Regions from separate parts of the Homo sapiens genome. Here all the other regions are linked to region 2. Evidence: chromatin loops called from intact Hi-C (ENCODE). Cell type or tissue: IMR-90. All regions are shown on one strand. Links, peaks and the distances in the headings refer to the core of each region. The heading gives the core; the rest is flanking DNA.

The links. A loop is a pair of places that touch in the nucleus more often than their neighbours do. Peaks named below come from ENCODE experiments on the same cell type or tissue, not always from the same donor. Only the 100,000 strongest peaks of a DNase experiment are listed, where the experiment ranks them.
Region 1: a loop joins it to region 2, with 2.2 times the contacts of the local background. A loop is called at or near these places in 1 of 110 quality-filtered maps.
Region 3: a loop joins it to region 2, with 4 times the contacts of the local background. A loop is called at or near these places in 1 of 110 quality-filtered maps.

Annotation. Positions count from the first base shown.
Region 1 is chr4:150,381,659-150,389,464 of GRCh38, forward strand. The region is part of intron 47 of LRBA (LPS responsive beige-like anchor protein); the gene reads right to left. Among named protein-coding and RNA genes, the nearest start is that of LRBA-AS1, 190 kb to the right of the region's middle. In IMR-90, for the core only: no CTCF peak of the experiment used is centred there; a DNase peak (open chromatin) is centred at 4,203.
Region 2 is chr4:150,577,839-150,585,644 of GRCh38, forward strand. All of the region lies in intron 40 of LRBA (LPS responsive beige-like anchor protein), which reads right to left. MAB21L2 (mab-21 like 2) reads left to right here and starts at 4,313. Exons shown (of 1, transcript NM_006439.5): 1 at 4,313-6,855. The coding sequence starts at 5,192. The coding sequence ends at 6,271. LRBA-AS1 (LRBA antisense RNA 1) reads left to right here and starts at 1,251. Exons shown (of 2, transcript NR_149035.1): 1 at 1,251-1,517; 2 at 1,766-3,396. In IMR-90, for the core only: no CTCF peak of the experiment used is centred there; a DNase peak (open chromatin) is centred at 4,003; H3K4me3 peaks cover 3,885 bases; H3K27ac peaks cover 3,304 bases.
Region 3 is chr4:150,239,628-150,247,433 of GRCh38, forward strand. DCLK2 (doublecortin like kinase 2) reads left to right here. Exons shown (of 16, transcript NM_001040260.4): 11 at 115-248; 12 at 772-849. Among named protein-coding and RNA genes, the nearest start is that of DCLK2, 170 kb to the left of the region's middle. In IMR-90, for the core only: a CTCF peak has its summit at 3,443 (motif pointing left); DNase peaks (open chromatin) are centred at 3,414 and 5,204; H3K27ac peaks cover 1,567 bases.

The sequences.
Region 1 (7,806 bases), core at 1,747-6,746, 200 kb before region 2:
ATTAATGAATATGTTTTTGTATGGATATGTTTCCAATTATCTTGGATATACATATAACCAAGAGTGGAATTGCTGGGTCACACGGTAACTCAATGTAAAGAATGTGCACCATTTTACATTCCCAAGAGTAATGCCTGAGGGTTACAGTTTTTACATATCTTAACCAATACTTGTTATTGTCTGTCTTTTTGCTAGTGGTTGTGAAGTGGTATCTCACGTGAGGTGGTGTGATTTGCATTTCTCCATGACTACTAATGTTAACATATTTTCACGTGCCTTTTGGCCATTCAGATATCTTCTTGGGAGGAATGTCTATTCAAATCCTTTGCCCAGTTTTTCATTAGACTATTTATCTTCTTATTCTTGAGTTGTAAGAGTCCCTTATATAATCTGCATAGTAGACTCTTACCAAATATATGATTTGCAAATATTTTCTCCCATTCTATGGATTGTCTTTTCACTTTCCAAGTCCAGTTTATTTATTTTTGTTTTTGAGGCTTTGGTACTGTATATAGGAAGCCATTGCCTAATCAGTGTGATTCACTACTTTTATTTTTTACAAAATGAATATTTTAGTAAAAATTGGCTCTAGCCTATCATTAGCAGGAGAGTAGCCTTGCAGTCTTGTTTTGTGTCAATAGAGATTTGCTAGAAAACTGAAACTGAGTAAGAAACCATTCTGGGGCTGGGCACGGTGGCTCATGCCTGTAATCTTAGCACTTTGGGAGGTTAAGGTGGGTGGATCACTTGAGGCTGTGAGTTCAAGACCAGCCTAGCCAACACGGTGAAACCCCATCCTACTAAAAATACAAAAATTAGCTGGGCATGGTGGCACATGCCTGTAGTCGCAGCTACTCAGGAGGCCGAGGCAAGAGAATCGCTTGAGCCTGGGAGGCAGAGGCTGCAGTGAGCTGAGACTGTGCCACTGCACTCCAGCCTGGGTGACAGAGTGAGACTCTGTTTCAAAAAAAAAAAAAAAGAAGACCAGGCTCTGAAAAGTTAGTTTGCAAATATTCACAGGCTTTTTGTGCTTTTTCAAGGCAAACTAAACCAATAGTTTCTAAGGTAGTTATTTAACTAAATTTAAATTAACATAGATCTTCAAAAGCCAAAAGTAGTGAAGAACTTAAACTGGATTGTAAAAAAACATAGAAATAAAAATGAAAAACATGGTCTAAACTACTGACAAAATATTTTTTCAAATTTCTAACACTCATAAGGACAAACAACCTTCTGAGGACAATAACAAATATAGAAATAAATTGCAAAATTTTTGTGGGCTGCTAAAGTGGTGGTAAACAAGTACTGAAATATGCCAAGATTATTTGTTTATAACATTTACTACTTCAGCTTTCATCAGGTTTATGAATATTTATTTGTTTTAAAATATATCCCCAAAAAGATACTTAATAGCCCATTTCAGAACTAGCACATCTTATGGATGATTAACATTAGCAAGGAAGAGTACTGCCTACAGAAATCTGATAGTAGTGCTCAAAGTAGTACTAAGTACACTGTTCTTTAAAAATATGCTTATTAACGTCACCAAAGGAAAGGTTGCTTAAAATATAATTATCAGTTTTTAGTCAATCTTTTCTTTTCTTTTTTGAGACAGTCTCGCTTTGTCACCCAGGCTGGAGTGCAGTGGCGCAATCATGGCTCACTGCAGCCTCAACTTCCCAGGGTCAAGTGATCCTCCCACTTCAGCCTCCCAAGTAGCTGGGACTACAGGTGTGTAGAACCACCATGTCTGGCTAATTTTTTATTTTAATTTCTGTAGAGATGAGGTCTCACTATGTTGCCCAGGCTGGTCTTGAACTTCTGGACTCAAGTGATCCTCCTCCTTGGCCTCCCAAAGTGCTGGGGTTACAGGGGTAAACCACTGCACCCCCAATTTTGTATAGATAACTTAAAAACAAACACACTTTTTTTGAGAACATAAAGTGTTTTAGATAGTATTGGAAGTCTGCCACGCAGGTATCATATCGCTCTTGTGTGACAGGTGTATTTCAGGGAAATGTATATGAATAAGATGTATATAAAAGACCAAGAGCATCACTGTTGTGTCCCCAGTGCTTGTAGTACTGAACAAGCTTAACAAAATGCAAGTAGCAACTGCTAACTTCCTGAGGGCAGAAATTTAAAAAAAGCCTTACGTTAGAACAAGACACTCTCAAAAAGAATGTCTAAATGCTAAAATTGCTAATACCCATCCATCTGCCTCCAGGTGGTGAAAAAGGGGAGTGTGTATAGCATTACAGTCTGGCAGGGGTAATATATGTAGCTTTAAAAGCATATTCAAATTATTATAATATTCTATTGTTTATTGGCTCCTTAATACAAACATTAAGGAACAGTTTTTTTATTTTTATTTTTTATTTATTTATTTATTTATTTTGAGACAGAGTTTTGTTCTTGTTGCCCAGGCTGGAGTGCAATGTGCGATCTCAGCTCACCGCAACCTCCATCTCCCGGGTTCAAGCGATTCTCCTGCCTCAGTCTTCCGAGTAGCTGGGATTACAGGCATGCACCACCATGCCCGGCAAATTTTGTATTTTTAGTAGAGATGGGGTTCCTCCGTGTTGGTTGGACTGGTCTTGAACTCCCGACCTCAGGTGATCCGCCCACCTCAGCTTCCCAAAGTGCTGGGATTACAGGCCTGAGTCACTGAGCCCGGCCCAGTGTGTATTTTTTACATCTATATAAAAGGTTGTGAAACTGATAAATAAAGCCTTCTTTTCTAAAGAGATTTAAATTCAGGACATTTAAGAATGTGAAAAGCAGATCCTCTTCTTTCCTGATCCTCCTTTCTTATGCTCTGCAAAGGAGTAAGAGTGGCTGACTCCTAGTTAAGGTTATGAAACAGCATCTAACTTCTTATGGGCTAATGCTTCCTTTAAACTTAGACCCAGCATTAAACCTCACAAACTAAATAAAAATACCTTCAGGGAATTACGATGAGAAGGGCATTTTGTATCTTTAAAATACAGACCTAATTGTGGAGGTAGAGTAAAACAATATATATTTTGGTTAAATAAGGCTAGAGAAAAAGAATTCACAATTTGTTGGATTTATAAAATACAAACTTTAATTTCTTTTTTTTTTTTCAGAGGAAAGAATTAAGATTAGGGAAATGAGAGGAGGAAGGAGATAAGGGCTTTAAATGATTCTGATCTATAATTATCAGTATGAATTTTTCATGTTTTTCTTTTGCAGACATTTGGAATTGTCCTGTAGATTTTGTTGGCAGTTAATGATCGAGGCCTGCAGAGCACTGTTACTGTTCTTGATCCCCCAATTCATAGGTATAATCTTTATGTCCTAAACTATTGGTCATAAATATTAGTTAGCTAAGAATGCCTAAAAGTTGTTTACAAACCATTACTTGAAAAATGAACAGCCAACATTTATAGCATATTCAGAGAAAGTTAGTTTGAAAAATAACTCAAACTGTGTATTCGAATCATTGTATGTAAAAAAATAAATAAATAAAAATAAAAGTAGCTTTTCTTTTCCTTGTAAAACATTAGCTAGAAAAAGATTTTACTTTTTTCCCACATCACAGATCATCTTGAATGAGCAGGCCTGCATAAAAACGATCTTCACAACTCTTTATGTAAAAGCACAAAAAAAACAAAAACACAAACCTATACACTTTTAATACAAAAAATCTGCATTATAGCCATAAAGGGGCGAATAGACCAGTCATAAAAAATAAACTCGTTTTTTAGTTGATCCAATCTTGAGCAAATGTTTAATTTTAAAATTTACTATTGTTTTATTTTCTATTACAAGTATCTGCCTAATTCTGGGGCATCTGCTATACTAAAAGCAGAAAAAAATCATTTGGGAGATTAAAGAGAGTAAGAGAAAAATAAAAGGAGAGTCAAGGAAATGGATGGGTAGGAAAAAGAAAAAAGAAAGATGAACAGACAGAGGAAGAAGGGAAGAGGGGGCAAATTGGCTTAGTCAAGCTCTCTTGGGACAGTGTGCTGAGTTACCAGACCAGAAATGAGGGGTTGAAAGCTACTACTGATAACTGGTGCAGGCTGAAAGTGCTACTTAAGTGCCTGGTGTCTGTGGAAAAAAGAGGGAGGAGAGGTTTAAGACTAAGGATGCCAAGTACATTTCCAGCCAGCAGAGTAAAAAGGAAGCATTAACAGTAGCCTCAGGGGAAGCTAAGCATGCTATCCCATGAGCCAGAGGGCAAATGTGGCAATAGCAGTAAGTAGCAGCTGGATAAAGGGATAAAGAAATAAAGAAACCACAGGAAAATTGGCAGCTTTAGACCCATAAGGCTGACTCGGCCTCGTCTAGATACTTAGAGGAACAAACAGCCTGGAAAAAACACTGCCATCTTTCTACTGCCGATGGGTTACTAATCAACAACTGAGGTGCAATCAACTAAAATTTACTTGGCAAAAATTATATTAAGCATGGATTTAACTTTGTGGAACAGAAGCTCTGCTCAGAAGATACATGTAAGATATTCTCAGTATTTGGCATCATAATAATCAAAATCAGCATTCTCCATAACTCTCCAAATGATACTCCGAAATGTTTAAAATGAAAAAAAAAATTAAATACCTTTTTCTAATGCAGTATTTCATTAATGTTTTCTAAATATTATTTCATACCTCATAGTTTAACAAATTTAAAAAGGATACACATAAATATGCTCTATAGTATATATTAGTGACCCTTTGAGTATTAAGCCCAGCCTCCATTAGCTATTCTTCCTGATGTTTTCCTTCCTCCCACCCCCCACCCTCCAAGAGGCCCCAGTGTGTGTTGTTCCCCTCCCCCTGTCCATGTGTTCTCATCATTCAGCTTCCACTTCTAGGTGAGAGCACGTGCTATTTGGTTTTCTCTTCCTGCATTAGTTTGCTGAGGATAATGGCCTCCAGCTCCACCCATGTCCCTGCAAAAGACATGATCTCATTCTTTTTTATGGCTGCATACTATTCCATGGAGTATATGTACCACATTTTCTTTATCCAGTCTATCAGTGATGGGCATTTAGGTTGATTCCATGCCTTTGCTATTGTGAACAGTGCTGCAATGAACATCCATGCAGACGTATATTTATAATAGTATAACATATTCCTTTGGGTATATACCCAGTAATGGGATTGCTGGGTCAAATGGTGTGTCTGCCTCTAGGTCTTTGAGGAATAACCATACTGTCTTCAACAATGGTTGAACTAATTTATACTCCTACCAACAGTGTAAGAGCATTCCTTTTTCTACACAACCTCGCCAGCATCTGTTGCTTTTTGACTTTTTAATAATAGCCATTCTGACTGGTGTGAGATGGTATCTCATTGTGGGTTTGATTTGCATTTCTCTAATGATCAGTGATGTTGAGCTTTTTTTCACAAGCTTTTTGGCCACATGTATGTCTTCTTTTGAGAAGTGTCTTTTCAAGTCCTTTGCCCACTTTTTAATTTTTTTTTTGTAAATTTGTTTAAGTTCCTTGTAGATGCTAAATATTAGACCTTTGTCAGATGGATAGATTGCAAAAATTTTCCCCCATTCCATAGGTTGTCTGTTCACTCTGTGGATAGTTTCTTTTGCTGTCAAATTATTTTCATTCATATTCTTCCATTAAAAAAAGGTTCAAAGTTATGTCATAAGGCAATCTATATTACCTTTATATGGTTTTAGAATGGAAGGTAAATACCACAATGAGAGTTCTTGTTTTAAATAAGTATGTGCTGTAATATTTTAGTATAATATCCGAAAATAAGATTTACCAAGCACAACATTTTTCAAATGACTAGGCTTGATATATTTGATAAACTGCAATTTGTAATTGATTAAATAAACCCTGTTGGCCTAAGAGTTGCTCAATTCTCTCTTTTCTTCATCAGGGTTATTAAGGTATTATAAGATTGATGTTATGAAAAAAGATCCTACTCCTAAAAGAATTTCAAACATTTAAGGAAATCAAACTGAAAAGTAAGAAATGCCAATTAAGTTGTGCAATGTATATAACAAATTCTATAAGAATTCAAGGGGTGAGGAGGGGGTGGAGTCAGGGAAAAAAGTTCCTAAGGGATGTAAAATTTAAGATGGCTCCTAAACCATGCATAACATTTGAGCAAAAATTATTTGGAAGGAAAAGATATAAAAAGAGTAAGTTAAGAAGCAGATACTTCAATAAAGCAACTGTAATTACTAAAGTTACCTTTGGAAAATTAAGATTTGACAGCTATTACAGGTAGAGTATAGAAGGGATAGAAGGTAAAGAGAGTGATGATACATAGAAAGTCATGATACTAAAGTAGAATAAAAGACTCGGGGTGTTTTAGTCTGCTCTGGCTGCCATAATAAAATACCTCAGATTGTGTGGCTTAAACATGAGAAATCTAGTTCTGAAGGCTGAATTAATTTAGAATTTCTGAAAGCTGAAAAGTCCAAGATCAAGGTTCCCATAAGATTTGGTTTATGATGAGCACTCTCCTCCTACTGTGCCCTCACATGATAGAGAGAGAGTGATCTCTGGTAACCCTTCCTCTTTCATAAAGACACCAGTTCTACTGGAACAGGGCTCCGCCCTTACGACCTCATTTAACCTTAATCACTTCCTTAAAGAATCTATCTCCAATACAATCACAGGGGTGTAATTAGGGCTCCAACATAATTTTCGGGGGACACAATTCAGGCCATAGCATTCTGCCTCTAACCTCCTAAAATTCATGCCTTTATCACACGCAAAATGCATTAATTCCATCCCAAATGCCTCCAAAGTTTTAACCCATTCCAAGGTCAACTCTAAAGTCTACAGTTCAAAGTCTCATCTAAATATCATCTAACTCAGACATGGGTGAAACTTGAGGTACGAATCATCTTTAGGCAAAATTCCTTCCCAGTTGTGAACCTCTGAAGTCAGACAGATTATTTGTTTCCAAAATACAGTGGTGGGGCAGATATAGGATAGACATTCTCATTCTAAATAGAAGAAGTAGGAAATTGTGATATAATTTTTTAAAAGCCTGTTGGGAGCATTAAGTGAGATTACATACAATAAAGTGCTTAAACTAGTTCATGAATATCAGCAGAGTAGAAGTATAAACTCCAAGAAGGCAGGGACTTTATCATCAACCACTGTATCTCAAGAGTTGCACAGTCAATAGGGTAGTCACTAGCCAAATGAAGCTATTTAAATTTAAATTTAAGTTAATTAAAACTAAAAATTCAGTTCCTCAGTAATATTACTCACACTTCAAGTGCTCAATAGCCACATGTGGCTAGTGGGTACAATAATGGACCATGCAGGTTTCCATCACCACAGAAATATTAGTAGACAAGTCTGTTCTAGAGCCTAGAAAAGTATGTGACACTATAATTATTGAATGAAGAAATATAAAAACTATTAGCATTCATGGTTCAAGAAGAATAACAAGAAAACATCAAGAAGAATGAGTATCTTCAATTTTGGATCTTTGTAAAAGATCCAAAAGAATCACAACACAAGATTATCTTATTAACTTTTATAAAGGCAGTAAATTTAGGGCTAGGAAAATGCCAATTAAGAAATATTTCTGTAGCCAGGTGTGGTGACACGTGCCTGTAGTCCCAGCTCAGGAGGCTGAGGTGGGAGGATTGCTTGAGCCCAGGAGGTTGGGGATGCAGTGAGCCATGGTTGTACCACTGCACTCCAGCCTGAACAACAGAGTGAGACTCAGTCTCTAAATAAATAAATAAATAAATAAATAAATACTCCATAGGAGATTAGGTTAATATTGTTCAGAGTTTTGCTTTGTTATGACCTGAATCAAGAGAGGAATCAAGAGAGGAATC
Region 2 (7,806 bases), core at 1,805-6,804:
AGAATTTTGTATTCTCTGGAAACATAAACAGGATTATAACTGTCAGATTACAGAAGCACTGACTTCAGCCATTAGTTTGGTTTGGCTCCTGAGAAACACAACATGAACTACTGCATCATTTCTTTTCAAATCCATACATTCCCTGCAGCCGTTCAAGCTTCATCAGCAGTGCAGGAATGTATAAAAATGACAGGCAAAGGGCATTAGGTTTTTTTACTTCCATACTGTTTTCCTATAAATGGAAGACAGGATTCTTTCTCAAAGCACTTAAGCTCAAGCTCAGTCAATGCTGAAGGAAAAATACAACTGAATTCTCTATGCAAGAAAGTATCACAATTGGATTATTTACTACTTTTCAAGGACATGTTGATAAATCTAATACTGTATTATTATCTTAGAATAAAACATTGTAAGGTTAGCATTCTAGCTTAATTACCCATTATTCTTCAATTAGAAATATTTTCACTTTTTAAAGTACTCTGTCAACTCATCACCTTATTTTAACACCAAGTATTCAGTTTTGCTTCTAATTTTAATTATAAAAATTTCCTTAAAATATGCCAATTTTTTTTGAAAATATATTTGTATAAATAGTTAATTTTTTATTTCCAAGTTTCTGTACTCATAAAGGTTTCGGTGAAATAGGAAATTCCATTAATAATTAAAAGTTTATTTAACCATGATAAGTAAAAATAGGATGTAATGAGTAATCTGGTTATTTGACTGGACCTTAAACATTCACATTGCTATAAAACTAGTACCGTAATTACTACAACCTGACTCAATTTTTTGAAGAAACTGGGAAATTTTCAGACTAAAGTTTTAAACATCCTCATATTTTAGTTTATAGTAACTAAAAACATGCCCACTTCAGTACTATCACCTACATTCTTTATGTTCCTAATGTAATGATGCAAGAGGTAAAGCCTAGAGAAGTCTGAAGGTTACGGACTACCTGATATCCAAAACAAAAAATTCAGATCACACCCTGAATGTCCTCCTTCCCTTTTTAGGAATGTCCTGCAGCTAGCCCAGCACCACAGCTCTGGGCTGAAGCATGCCAATGTTGGCACTGCCTAAGCCAAACAAACAAGATGTTTAACAGTCAAATAAAATGTCCTGCAGCCTCCCTAATGAATTTGTCAAGGACCATCAGATTTCGCACCCCCTCCTTTGCCTCATTAACTCAAGTATGATGAGACGGATTATAACAAGAGAATACAGATGAATCGGTCTGAAGACTTGAAGTGGCTTTTAGCCTCTAGAGTTTCTTTCTCTCACTTGGTCTCCTTTAATAGAATATAGTATCTCCTGCAGAAGGAGCTGCCAGTTCGTTTTAATACACCATCAAGGAGCTGCTGATGGACTTCTATACTAACATACATAAAAGCAGAGGTGACAGGGGCTCTTCAATTACAGCCTCCTCGGATACCGTTTCCCCCTTCAATTATTCAACCAGAGGAAGAGAGGACCGCAAAGGCGCAGCTGAAGCTGCTCTTAGAGCAGAGGCAGCCAGAGTGAGTTGGGGTGGGGGAGGGGGGAGAAAGAGAACCAGCAAGAGGGAGCATTATTTGCTGGAAGTGTTTAAGTTTATTGCTCGAATGATGTTTCTAATTAGTACCACGGCCATAAATTAAAGTCGCCTTTGTTTAACTGATTTATTATTTACTAGAGCATCTACCTAAGACAGGGTAAATTGGTAATGAATTGTTTTTAAATCAAAACATTTGTAACGTTTTATCATCCTTCCCTCTGTATGTAAAAGTGGAGAAGCGTAGGGGCAAGGATGCGAGAAAACTTAGCCGAGCTTGACAGAGCCGCCAGTGGAGGTGCAGCGGAGTGTCCGGCGAGTGGTGGCGCGAAGGTCCGCTCGGCCTGGGACGCCCCACCCGAGAGAAGAGGAGAAGGCGCAGGACTTGCGGCGCGGCGGCGGAGCCATGCGAACCAACTCCGCCACCCCTGAGGCTGTTTGCAAACACTCACTCTCGGGAGCGTCGCGGGCCGGGCCATTCGCGAACCAGACGCAACGACGAAGCGACCACCTCGAGAGTGGGGCGGGAAAGCTCCGCACCCTCTATCCCCGCCACCAGTCTCCGCCCAGTAACTGCCCCCGGAGAAGCAACCACGGAGCCCCTCCCGGCCAGTCGCGCTCTCCCGGCAGCGCAGTGCCCTCCGGCCCAGGCAGTTCCCAGAGCGCCGGCAAGGCCTCCCGGGTTAGAGCCGGGCTCCCACAGGCGCGAACTCCGAGGGCGCGAGGTCCCCTAGATCCTTAGGCGGCGAGGCGTTCCGGGACGCACGCGGCCTCCCCGGAGAAGGCTGGAGGTCAAGCAGCCCAAGTCTCTGCCACTCCAGAGAAGTTAACTAAAGCTCTGGAGTCCAAGAGTCGCGCGGACACTTAATTCTGACTCTTCTTCCTAATCGCGGGAAGACAAACCCTAAGCAACAAATCCGAGATAGTTTTTTTTTAAGCAAATATTCCTTAGAAAGGGACTTATGGCAACGAGAGAGGAAGGGTGACAAACTGCCTGTGGTCCGCACCAGGTATGTAAGAAAGAACCAAGAGGCCCAATTGTCTGATACCAAGTAGATAGAAAGAAATTAACTTCCCTATGCAATTCAATTCAGGTTCACCCGGCCGGACTTTAAGAGGGTAAGTCAAGCCCTCCCAAGGGGTTTTGAAAAAGCCGAACTACCAGGTTTCTAAAACGAAGTCTTCACCCAAATGGACGCATAGATTTTTATTTTTATCGCATAACCCAGGGCTGGAATATAACCTCCCAAATCAAACTAAAAATAATCACATCTACCTGAAATACGTTAAAAAGATTCAGAATCCAGACATCTTAGGTTCATACATAAACCCTCAGTATCAAGCAAATCAGAAACAATGTTCTAGCTTTTTTTTTCACCCAAAAGTATGGAAAGGCTACAGTGGGTACAACTCGTTTAGGATAATACATATACTAAAAGCACATGCATGCCTTTCATTGAAATGCCTAGGGAGGAGTGAAGCCATCTGTGTAATCAATAACAGGATAGTTATAGATTTTTGTGGCAGTGAAGTCTTTTAAAAGCAAGAGTCAATTATGAAAATAAAATCATTTTACAAATGAAACTCTGTACCTGTACCCCCTAAGAATACATTCACAATTAGATTTACAACAGTAAGATTTTAAGAAAACTTTAGGTTTACATTTACTTGCCTTGTTTTTCATTAAGTTTGAAGCAATTTTAGTAGCTTATTTTAAAAGTATATCCTACTAAGTTCTACGACATGTAAGTTTGCACCATTTCTCACAACTTAGATATTTTCTCTCTCGTAACTAGTTAATTCTTGTAACGATAAAATAATGGTATTAAATACATGTGAATCTTAATTATGAAATAATTATCAAACAAGGTGCTTGGACTAGTTTTTGCCCTGCCCTGTTTTTAAACAGCATATCGAAATTACTAAAAAGAGATTTATAAACCCTCACCTTATATCCACTCCAACCCTCACTGGTGCACATATACAGCAACTGCTCTGATTCTTGGCAACAATGGGAGGGGAGGGGAAGAGAAAGGAGGATGACTTTAAAGGAGGAAAAAACCTGGAAAAATTAGGTCCTTTCCCAGATTCCCCTTTCGCTTCCCATTTGCCTTCAAGCCAAAGTAATTTTGTTACAGTTTGCACCTTCTACTACACAATGTTGATAGAATCATTTAAAAAAAAAAAAAGTGAACCTTTCTGAACCATTGCTACTCTCCCTCGCGTTATTCCAGCCATCTCCAGGAGAGTCCCTTCTATATAAACTCTTTTTCTTCTTTGCTACTGATAAGAGAGGAGGATAAAGAGGAACGGCTGTAAAATGTGTGCAAGCATTTGACTCCCATTATCTCCTCCTATTTTCTTACTTCTCTCTTTACCCTGTTTCTTTATCAAGTGCAGTGGTGGCTGCTACCGTTCGCCAAGCGTGCCTGTCTTCTCTCTCGGATTGGCTAAAGCACTGACAGCTCGGATAGCGATTGTAGGAACTGAAGCTCCACCCCCTCATGATGGCCCTGGGACCATTCATAAACTAAATAACTCCAGGAAACAGCGAGGGAGAGAGAGAAAGAAAGAGAGAGGGAGAGAGAGAGACAGAGAGAGTTAGAGGAAAGAAGAGAGAGCGAGCACGAGGAAGGGGGGCGGGGGAGAGAAGCAGGGGGAGAGCGGGGCGAGAAAGAGGTCGGAGGGGAGAGGAGGGGGAGAGACGACTCAGAAAGTGGAATCTGTAAAAGCAAGCTAGAGGAGAAGAAGGAAAACCCTGAATCGTTATAACTACACCCCAGATGCAACGCAAGCAACGACTTCGTCACACTAAAACGGATTTTGTGAGGGCCAAAAGTATAAATTACGAAGCAGAAATGATTATCAAACAACTTCCAGCGGTTTGCACCTAAAGAAACACAAGGAGAACCCACTACAAACAAACAAACCCAGTCCAAACAACGCCTCCAGTAGGAAAAGAGGAAAACTGCGATAACACGACCCCCCGAGAAGAGACGAGACCAACACGCTGAGACTGTGGGGCGTCAGCAAACCTCCAAGTGCACGGCGGACTGAGTTGTACTTCGCAGCTCTCTGGACATTAATTACCTCCTGCACCTTCCATTTGGGGGAGGGTGAGGAAGAAGGCACTCACCTACACTGAGCGAAGAAGTCCTATCAGCGTGGAAGAGAAGTTTAAGAATGAACCACTGAATGTTTCGCTTTTATTTTTAAATTTACTTTGGCACTTAAAAAACCTCATTTCCAGATTTCTGGACAATCTCGGCTGCAGACATCTAAGCCTAACCTTTTGGTATCCTGAGTTTTTTCCCTCTCCTTCTCCTTCCTCACGCCCACCCCGCTTCTCTCGCACACGGTCATCTTTACATATCAAGAGAAAGCAAAAAGGTTCCAAGAGGTACTTTTCTTTTTAGAAAATCACCTTTTCTCCCCTAATTCTTCTGCAGAAGAAAAGAGGTTTCGAAAGAGGGAAAAGGAAAAAACAAGCCGGCTACGGTATCAGCCGGTCAGCCCAGGTGGAAAACGAGAGTGAAAGTAGGGCTTAACGGGGAGCGCACCGCCTCTTTCGAAAGCCGCTGGGCCACCACCAGTGCGTGAGCCTTGGATCCCTCAACGTATTGCGAGACGCCGGTGTATAGCCCGGACCTGTGCCCCAACATGATCGCCGCTCAGGCCAAGCTGGTTTACCAGCTCAATAAGTACTACACTGAGCGCTGTCAGGCGCGCAAGGCGGCCATCGCCAAAACCATCCGAGAGGTCTGTAAGGTGGTCTCGGACGTGCTCAAGGAAGTGGAGGTGCAGGAGCCTCGCTTCATCAGCTCCTTGAGCGAGATCGATGCCCGCTACGAGGGGCTCGAGGTCATTTCGCCCACCGAATTTGAGGTGGTGCTCTACCTAAACCAGATGGGCGTCTTCAACTTCGTGGACGACGGCTCGCTGCCCGGCTGCGCAGTGCTCAAACTGAGCGATGGGCGGAAGCGGAGCATGTCTCTCTGGGTCGAGTTCATCACGGCGTCGGGCTATCTCTCAGCGCGTAAGATCCGCTCGCGTTTCCAGACGCTGGTGGCCCAGGCGGTGGACAAGTGCAGCTATCGGGATGTGGTCAAGATGATCGCGGACACCAGCGAGGTCAAGTTGCGCATCAGGGAGCGCTATGTGGTGCAAATCACTCCGGCGTTCAAGTGCACCGGGATCTGGCCTCGCAGCGCGGCACAGTGGCCTATGCCCCACATCCCTTGGCCCGGCCCCAATCGGGTGGCCGAGGTCAAGGCCGAAGGGTTCAACTTGCTCTCGAAGGAGTGCTACTCGCTGACCGGCAAGCAGAGCTCGGCAGAGAGCGACGCCTGGGTGCTACAGTTCGGGGAGGCGGAGAACCGCCTGCTGATGGGCGGCTGCCGAAACAAGTGCCTCTCAGTGCTGAAGACTCTGCGGGACCGCCACCTGGAGCTACCCGGCCAGCCGCTCAACAACTACCACATGAAGACGCTGCTGCTGTACGAGTGCGAGAAACACCCACGAGAAACGGACTGGGACGAGTCGTGCCTGGGCGACCGGCTCAACGGCATCCTGCTGCAGCTCATCTCCTGCCTGCAGTGCCGCCGCTGCCCTCACTACTTTCTGCCCAACCTCGACCTCTTTCAGGGCAAGCCCCATTCGGCCCTGGAGAGCGCTGCCAAGCAGACCTGGAGGTTGGCCAGGGAAATTCTCACCAATCCCAAAAGCCTGGACAAACTATAGGGTGCTGGGGACTGCTTGAAAAGCGACACAAACGGGCGTGCTCTCTCAGACACACAACTCTGCTATAAACAGCAGAAACTCTGGACACAAACTTTTATGTAAGTCACCTGAAATAGGAATCCGGCAGAAGACCTTCATTAATTAAGAAGCAAACAAAAAGAGAGCAACCCAACCAAAACAAATCACATTCTTGCACAAAAGTGATCGTTTTCTTCCAAACAATGTGAATTTAAAAGGTCACACAAAAGAAGCAATCGGGCTCCGCCACCACAAAATGAAACCCAAGGTACATTTTCAAATCAATGTATAGTAGTTCCCCCCCCTTTTCCTTCTTTCCCCCTATCCTTTTTCTCTCCACCCCATCCCCCCCCCCATTTCGTTTTGCTTTTGGTTGCCTGAATGTTGTCACCAAGTGAAAAAATTATTTAACTATATGTAAAATTTCTCTTTTAAAAAAAAGTTTTACTGATGTTAAACGTTCTCAGTGCCAATGTCAGACTGTGCTCCTCCCTCTCCTGAACCTCTACCCTCACCCTGAGCTGTCTTGTTGAAAACAGTAATAAAAACATTACTTTACATTGTAATTGACTGTTTGTGGATTGTTCTTAAGTGAAGGCAGGTGAGATCACAGTTTATAATTTCCAATGTAAAGATGTGACGAGGAATCAAATGCAAGAAGCTTCCACTTGAACTGATTTGCAAAATTTTAAATACAGTACATTTTGTAGAATTGACTGTATAAGTTCCGACCCAAATCCTTAGAAAATAGAAAACACTAATTTTACTCAACTATAATATATATTTGTTCTGTAGATGTTAAGATTAAAAGTAACATCTACTTCACGCTTGGGAAAAAAGTATGAAAGAAAATATTTTGATCCTAATTTTTAAAATAGAAAAAACTTTTTCACATTAAAAATTAAGAGATGTGCTTTCTTATGCCATAATTTCAAAAAATCCAATCTGAATCCGATATACAAAGGAAATATTTATGGATTTTTCTGAATAGTTAACAAAGTCAGTTGATACTTTTCCTTCAACCGTTTGTCCTCTTCAAGCTTTGAGTGATAAAAATTTAACAATTAAATAAACCACAACAAAAAATACAATGGTTATAGCAATAATCCTCTCCCCAAGCATATGGTGATATGAACCATTCAGATTTATAAATTACTTCCATTTTAAAATGGCTTAGTTGTAAATTCCATAAGTATGATTATTTTAATCAAATTTCAAGAATTATTCTGAAACTGCTTATATGCAATTCAAACAAAAAAGGTTTTCATACCATTTTTATAACCAAAGAAAAATTATTATTCCAGGATTTAGAAATAGGAAAAGTACCTTCCTCCTCTTTCTGTTTTTCTAAGGTAACAAACCAATATACTCATTTCAATGTTTCAGCTTTAACAAAGGTTTCTTTTTAATGCAAGGGAATAACTGATTAGAAAATAATATAATTAGTCAAACAGAAAGTATCCCAAAGGAATTGGTTTGTCTTGCTTATGTTGAAGGTAACTATATACTCCATTCGC
Region 3 (7,806 bases), core at 1,557-6,556, 340 kb before region 2:
TCATTCGAGTTTAATAGTAAATGTATTTGTGTCCTTTCTGCCTAATTCCAAGAGCCCTCTCACAATTGTTGAGGAAAAAAAAATCTTCTGATTGTTGGCTGATTTCTGTTTCAGGTGTGTGAATATCCTGATGGAACCAAGTCTTTGAAACTGGGAGACTTTGGGCTTGCGACTGTGGTAGAAGGCCCTTTATACACAGTCTGTGGCACACCCACTTATGTGGCTCCAGAAATCATTGCTGAAACTGGGTAAGACTTCTGGTGGCCCTGGTTAGTACTTTAACTTTGATGAGAAAGGTCTGTTTTGTTGCTATTGCTGCTTGTGTATACAGTTGGTAAGAAAGGTCTGTTTTGTTGCTATTGCTGCTTGTGTATACAGTTGGTAAGAAAGGTCTGTTTTGTTGCTATTGCTGCTTGTGTATACAGTGCCTCCTGTGAAGGTGGAGAATGGAAAGAAGTGAGAGTCTGTTGCCTGCACCATGATTTTGACCTCAGGAAGCAGATTTTATGCTTACCTGGCCAGAGCCCTGGCCTGGACTTGTGTTCTAAGGCCACTCTTGAGAGTATGGCAGTAGTCACCAAGACTGTGGTTAGGTTGGCAGAAACAGATGCCTTTTTCTAAAGTGTGATTCATTCATCTCTATGTGAAATGAAATGAATAATTTAACACTAAAATAATCCTTTTCCTAACAAATAAAGGCAATACTCCAGTACCATGGAAGGGTCTTGGGAGCCATCAGTTCTCTCCCCCTCACCCACTTTGTTTTCCTAGCTATGGCCTGAAGGTGGACATTTGGGCAGCTGGTGTGATCACATACATACTTCTCTGTGGATTCCCACCATTCCGAAGGTAGGCGGCCTTTTGGGCGACGTATTTGAATTGCAAATGTTCTCCCTTGGGTCCAGAAGCAGGTACTTTGCTCCTGGAAGTCGGGACTGTTTGGTCATTAAAAATGCCAGTTAAAAATTACATAAAACGGGGGGAGGGGGGAGGGATAGCATTGGAAGATATACCTAATGCTAGATGACGAGTTAGTGGGTGCAGCGCACCAGCATGGCACATGTATACATATGTAACTAACCTGCACAATGTGCACATGTACCCTAAAACTTAAAATATAATAAAAAAAAAAAAAGAAAAAGAAAAAAAAAAATCAGAAAAAAAAAATTACATAAAACACCTTTCGCTTTTTAATTTACAGCCTATTAATGTATATTCTCATTAGCATACTTTGGGTGTGAGGTGAAGGCCTTTGCTTTGTGTTTGGTTGGTCCTCTGAGTTTCCAGTGTTCATTCTTTCATAAAAATAAACCCATAATACAGTGTCTACCATGTCCAATTTCTCCATCTTTTCAAATGACAGCAAGATTTAAAGAGCCTTGTGAAGCAGTCCGAATCCTTCCAGGTATGTCATCTTCCATTTCTTCATAGTGGTCTCTCTCACTCAATTAGGCAGCAGTTTTTATATCCTCTTTCCAAGCATTCAAGTTTGTTCTCATAGAAACAGGATCTCTTTCTTCTTAAAATTCATTTTATTGGTTCATGTGACATTTAATTAAGAATAGAATTACAAACACTTGTGGTATAAATAGGCCTGGGAATACACAGACTGAGTGAGTCTTGGTAACCATTTGCTTCACATGGTGGGAGCAGAGATGGCCACTGACAATGGTCAGAGTATTTGAGCAGGGCACGGGAGCACACTCATTGGCCTGGCAATCTTTGTGCAGGGAATGAGTGAGGGGCTTCAGCCACAGCTCTTTTGATGAGTTTCATCTCCCCCTCTGGAGCAAATGAATTACTCTGAAGCAGAAGTTCATCTAACCATGCATGTTCTGTTTTCTTCTGAGTTTTCTTGACCTCTTTTCACTTTAATCTCTTCCCTTTGTTCATTTTGTAACTGTCTAATGAGTAGCTACTGTGTGCCAGGCATGATTTTAAGTGCTAGGAATAAAGTGGTGAACAAAACCTGAGGTTGTGGTTTCCCTTAGTTTATTTGACTAGCCATAACAAAATATCATATACAGTGTGGCTTATAAACACCAGAAAATTCATCCTTCCAGTTCTGGAGGTTGAGAATTCCAAGATCAAGGTACTGCAGATTTGGTGACTGTTGAGGGCTCACTTCTTGGTTCATAGACAGCCATCTCCTCACTCTAACCACATACAGTGGAAAGGGCAAGGGAATCTCTGGGGTCTTTTGTAAGGGCCCTAATCTTATTCATGAGAGCTCCACCCTTAACAATAGCATGGCTGCCCAAAGGTCCCATCTCCTACTACCATCACATTGGGCATTAGGTTGCAGCATGTGAATTTTGGGGAGACATGAACATTTAGCCTATGGCATGGTGTTTATAGTGTTGTACTGGGTCACTATGTGAAAAATGGTTTTATCTTCTTTTCCATCCAACATTTTATTGTGAAAACTTTCAAACATACAGAAAAGTTGAAAGGATTATCTTTTTAAAATTCTCGGTTTTCCCATTGCGTTGAACAATTTTCTAATTGGCATTGCAGTAAACATAAGACTGACAGATGTTAGTCTCTACTTTTGAAAGCCTTATGCTATAGATAAAGACACACCTCACAAGACTATTGATCAAAGAGAATAAGCAGAGCATGAGGGAGTGCTTAGTTCAGGGCTGGAAATCACAAGGATGTAGCATTCATGAAAGATGTAGCATTTGAGTGAGACCTTTGTGGTATTAGTGGAGTTTTTGTAGGTGGAAAGATATTTCCATCTGGCCGTCAACATCGTGGTCTTCCACCAAAGTCATTAACTAGGTGGGTTACACAGACTGTAGAATTACTGTACATTTCAGTTAGCTTTTGCTGAGTAACACACTACCCCTGAAGTTAGGAGTGTGAAACAATTGCATGGATCAGTTGAGTGAATCTTCTGAGCTGGCTGGCTCAGCAGGGGCTTGATGGTCTAGGATGACCCCACTTGCACACCTGGTAGGTGGCTCAGTGTCCACTGGGACAAGAGAGATGACTTGGCCCTGTGCTTTCATCATGCAGGGGCTGTCCTGGGCTTCCATGAGAGTGGATGCAAGATTCCCCAAAGCAGCCAGAGACAGGGCAAGTTCTGCTCCCCGAGCACTTCCTCAGCCTCTGCTCACCTCACACTTGATGTGCCGTTAAGCAAATCAAGTCAAACAGCTAACCCAAGAGTAAATGTGGGAGAAAATGAGCTAAGTATATAGTGGGAAGGGAATAATTTGTGGCCATTTTTAAAGTCACACCGGGCCTTGGCTGGTCTCAGTGATGTCATGTTTTGGGAGAAGGGGTCAAGTGGAGAAGGGGAATGCATCTTGATGACAGGTGATCCTGGGCCAGTTACAGTGGAGTTCCCTTCCCTGGCTAACCCAAGCTGGGATCAGCTGGGAAAGGGTCTTGGGTGATGAGTTTGAGCGGACTGTGTGCTCACAACTCCCTCTAGTGTTTGCAGTTGCTGGTGCAGCCTGAGAGTTTTTTCTTTCACTGCTTTTTACTTTTTAAAAAAAGTGAGACTCAAATTGAAGAGGATGCATTTATCATGGATTGATACTGAACGGGGAGCAGCTTTTTTGTGGGGTCTAGAGATAAGTTTAGCTAATCAAAAGCAATAAAGCTACATTCTGAAAGCTGCTGCCCTTATATGCTGCCTTCAGAAGCAGGTCATAGACCTCCAGGTAGCTTTTAAAAATTAAGACAGCGCTTTCCCTCTTTTATATCATATTGTGATGAAAGAGAATCTGTAATGTTAAACGTGTGTTACCAAAGTGTCTTCATGGCATACAGCGACATTCTGGGTAGATTTTATAACCTACTATAATACAGAAATGCATGTCATTAATTACGGACATGGTACTTTAAATTACGGTAAATAAGTTTGGTATAAAGTAGATTGTCTACATTTGTACTTAAAAGTCCTTCACATATTTCAAATAGTCTCTTTGTTTTATACAAAAGACAACTTTAACCCAAAGCATTTAAACTACAATCGTTACTTGGAATTTACAGTTTTAGCTTCTCTGACGATAGCATCTTTCATTCTTTCTTCCTTCAGGCTTTTCAGGTTTTAGTTGTAGTTTGACATGTGTTCTCTTTCTAGTCTTTTTTTTTTCTTTTTTATAGGCAGGATCTTGCTCTGTCACCCAGGCTGGTGTGATCACAGCCCACTCCAGGCTCAAGGAATCCTCCCACCTCAGCCTCCCAAGTAGCTGGGACTACAAGCACACACCACCATGCCCAGCTTTTTTTTTTTTTTTTTTGGTAGAGATAGGGTCTCACTTTGTTGCCCAGTCTGTAAATTTTATTTTTTAATTTTTTTAATTTATTTTTTAAGAGACAGGGTCTCTGTTGACCAGGCTGGAGTGTAGTGGTGCAATCATAGCTCACTGCAGTCTCCAACTCCTGGCTCAAGCAATCCTCCTCCCTCAGCCTCCTGAGTAGCTGAGACCACATGTGTGCACCACTATATTGCACTAGTTGTTGAAGTTTTTCGTTGAGATGGGGTCTTGCAGTGTTGCCCAGGCTGGTCTTGAACTCCTAGCCTCAGGCAGTCCTCCCACTCCAGCCTCTCAAAGTGTTGAGATTATAGGTGTGAGCCACTGTGCCTGAGCCATTTCCCTCTAGTCTTTTTCAACATCAGATTCATCATTACCGAGAAGTAGATTGGTTTTTCAGAGGCACCCAAAATTTTAGTTGTTGTCTAAGCAAGTCTGCTCTTAGGGTCACTGACAAAAAGTATTATTTGTGTGACTATACTGAAATTTTTGTTTCTCTTAAAACACACACAAAATGCTCCAAGTGGAATGTTTGAACATCATTTGGGAAATAGCTTACAACATTTTCAGGTTTACCTTTTCTGAATTATAATGCTTTGTCATTGAAAAGAGAGCGTGTGCACAAACTCTTTTGTTGTTTTTCAAGTTTTTCTTAATGGACATTTTTAGACTTACGGCACCTTGGTCCAAAGGCTATATTGTTTTAGAATTTAAAAATGCCATGAAGGATCTCAGCCAGATTGTGGAGTATCAATGCGATACCGGATCCAGTGTGGATTTAATCAGAACAGCTTTTCTTACATGACTGCTAAGAAAGATAAATTAGCTTTCTATTTTTCTAGTGCGGGGCAGGCCCCAACTGTCAAAGCTCTTGCAACTTACAGTGGATACTTCAGGGTCCCATTCTCATTGCTGAGACACCCTGTGGTTTTGTTTGTTGACTCAGGGTATTTTGCCAAGAACCAGCTGCTATAAATGACTGCTGTGCACACACTTCCAGCTTTTTAGCTATTTATTAACAAAATAAAAGCTGTATACATTAACAAAATATAAGATATTTGAGATTCCAGAAAAAATAAGGGGGAGTTGAGTGGAATAATAGGTAAGGATGACTAAAAAGAATGATTGTGGAAATAGCTCATTTTAAATATCTTTTTCTAACATCATATGTTGGAGCCCTCTGGTTCTCTGAAGTTTTCCACTAAATCTAATAATCTTAGATGTATTCTGTACTCACTTTGAAGGAGCAGTAAGCTGAGTTCACTCAGCAGGGAAATAACAGTGAAAAGGAAAGAAAACATTTTGACACTAAGAAACGCGTGTGCATTCACAGGAAATCACTCTTTGGGACAGTAGTGGTAATCTCTTTCTCTTGCCTGGCCCAGTTATCTGTCCTGACTTTCACTCCTCAGTGTGCCTCTTCACCAAACTCTGTGGACCAGTGGGTGTCCATTCAGCTGGGCTTGCTTTTTTTTGTTGTTTTTATTTTATTTAAGTTCTAGGGTACATGTGCCCAACGTGCAGGTTTGTTACATATGTATACATGCGTCATGCTGGTGTGCTGCACTCATTAACTCATCATTTACATTAGGTATATCTCCTAATGCTATCCCTCCCCCTTCCCCTACCCCATGACAGGCCCCGGTGTGTGATGTTCCCCTTCCTGTGTCCAAGTGTTCTCATTGTTCAATTCCCACCTATGAGTGAGAACATGTGGTGTTTGGTTTTTTGTCCTTGCGATAGTTTGCTGAGAATGATGGTTTCCAGCTTCATCCATGTCCCTACAAAGGACATGAACTCATCCTTTTTTATGACTGCATAGTATTCCATGGTGTATATGTGCCACATTTTCTTAATCCAGTCTATCATTGATGGACATTTGAAATAGGAACACTTTTACACTGTTGGTGGGACTGTAAACTAGTTCAACCATTGTGGAAGACAGGGTGGCAATTCCTCAAGGATCCAGAACTAGAAATACCATTTGACCCAGCCATCCCATTACTGGGTATATACCCAAAGGATTATAAATCATGCTTCTATAAAGACACATGCACACGTATGTTTATTGCGGCACTATTCACAATAGCAAAGACCTGGGCTTGCTCTTAAATGTCATGAATATTTACAAAGCTCACAAACTCTACTCTTTTTTTTTTTTTTTGAGACAGAGTCTTGCTCTGTTGCCCAGGCTGGAATGCAGTGGTGCGATCTCAGCTCACTGCAACCTCCGCCTCCCAGGTTCAAGGGATTCTCCTGCCCCAGCCTCCTGAGTAGCTGGGATTACAGGTGCGCACCACCATGCCTGGCTGATTTTTTTGTATTTTCAGTAGAGACAGGGTTTCACCAAGTTGGTCAGGCTGGTCTTGAACTCCTGACCTCAGGTAATCCACCCACCTTGGCCTCCCAGAGTGTTGGGATTACAGGCATGAGCCATCACACCCAGCCAACTCTGCTCTTTTTAATAGGAGAGGAATGAGGGAGCCATGTCATCACAACAGCCCTAGAATTTATTGCTAGACACTGTCCTGAATGATCTGTTTCTCAGGACACCACGCTTGCCCTTGTTCCCCTTTGAGAGGGTTGGTAGCAAAACCCTGAAGGCTGGGTGAAGAAATTCCAAGAAAAGTTTGCACACTCGCCGGGTAATACTTAACTTGCACTCCTGGATTTTGAAGTTGACTCCAACAGCCCATTCTGAGCTTTCTCATGGGGCCTTGTAATGGCCTGGAAAACTAGTGATGCTGTTCCTCACTCTAGCCATCGATGCACCCACCAAGTGAGGGGGCTGTGGAGGTGAGGTTATATGGGAGGTTGGGGACGTCTTCCCCAGTGGTGTTTCCACATTTCCATGACATCATTCATGAGAAGTCAGGTCAGCCTGTATTCATCAGGCACTAACTGTGTAAGTGCACCTCCGAGGGTGGGTCAGTCAGGCGCAGGTTGGAGGGATGCCCCTGTGAGCTGCTGACATGGGTTTGCCTCAGCCTGTGCCATTCTGCTTGGCATCTTGGGTTGGCCCTTCCTCTCAGACTGAGCTTAAATGAAAGTCAGTTTCCAAGAGTGAACTAATTATTTCATGAATGTTTATCCAGATCCTGAACTCCTTATGACTTTTTCATATGTTGGCTGTTCCACTGATCTTTGGCTGTTAAAGTGCAAAGAAGAAGGGAAAGGAGATCGGACTTAGATTTTCTGCCTTTCCTTTCTTGTTGCCATGACAGCTTGAGGGCAGATACTGATTTTTTTCCCCCCAAAATGAGGATTTCCATTATTTGTGGATTCAAATATTTTCTTGAGTGTGTGTGTGTGGTAAATATACATAAGAAAATTGATCATTCTCACCATTTTTAAGCGTACAGTTCAGTACCACTAAATGCATTCACATTGTGTGCAAGAATCACCACCGTCCCTTTCCAGAACTTTTCCATCTTCCCAAACCGAAACTCTGCATTCATTAAGCAAATGTTTGAGTCATTGTCTCTGTCTCTTTAATTCCTCGGCCTATGGAAATGTTCTTTGGCTCATTATCTAA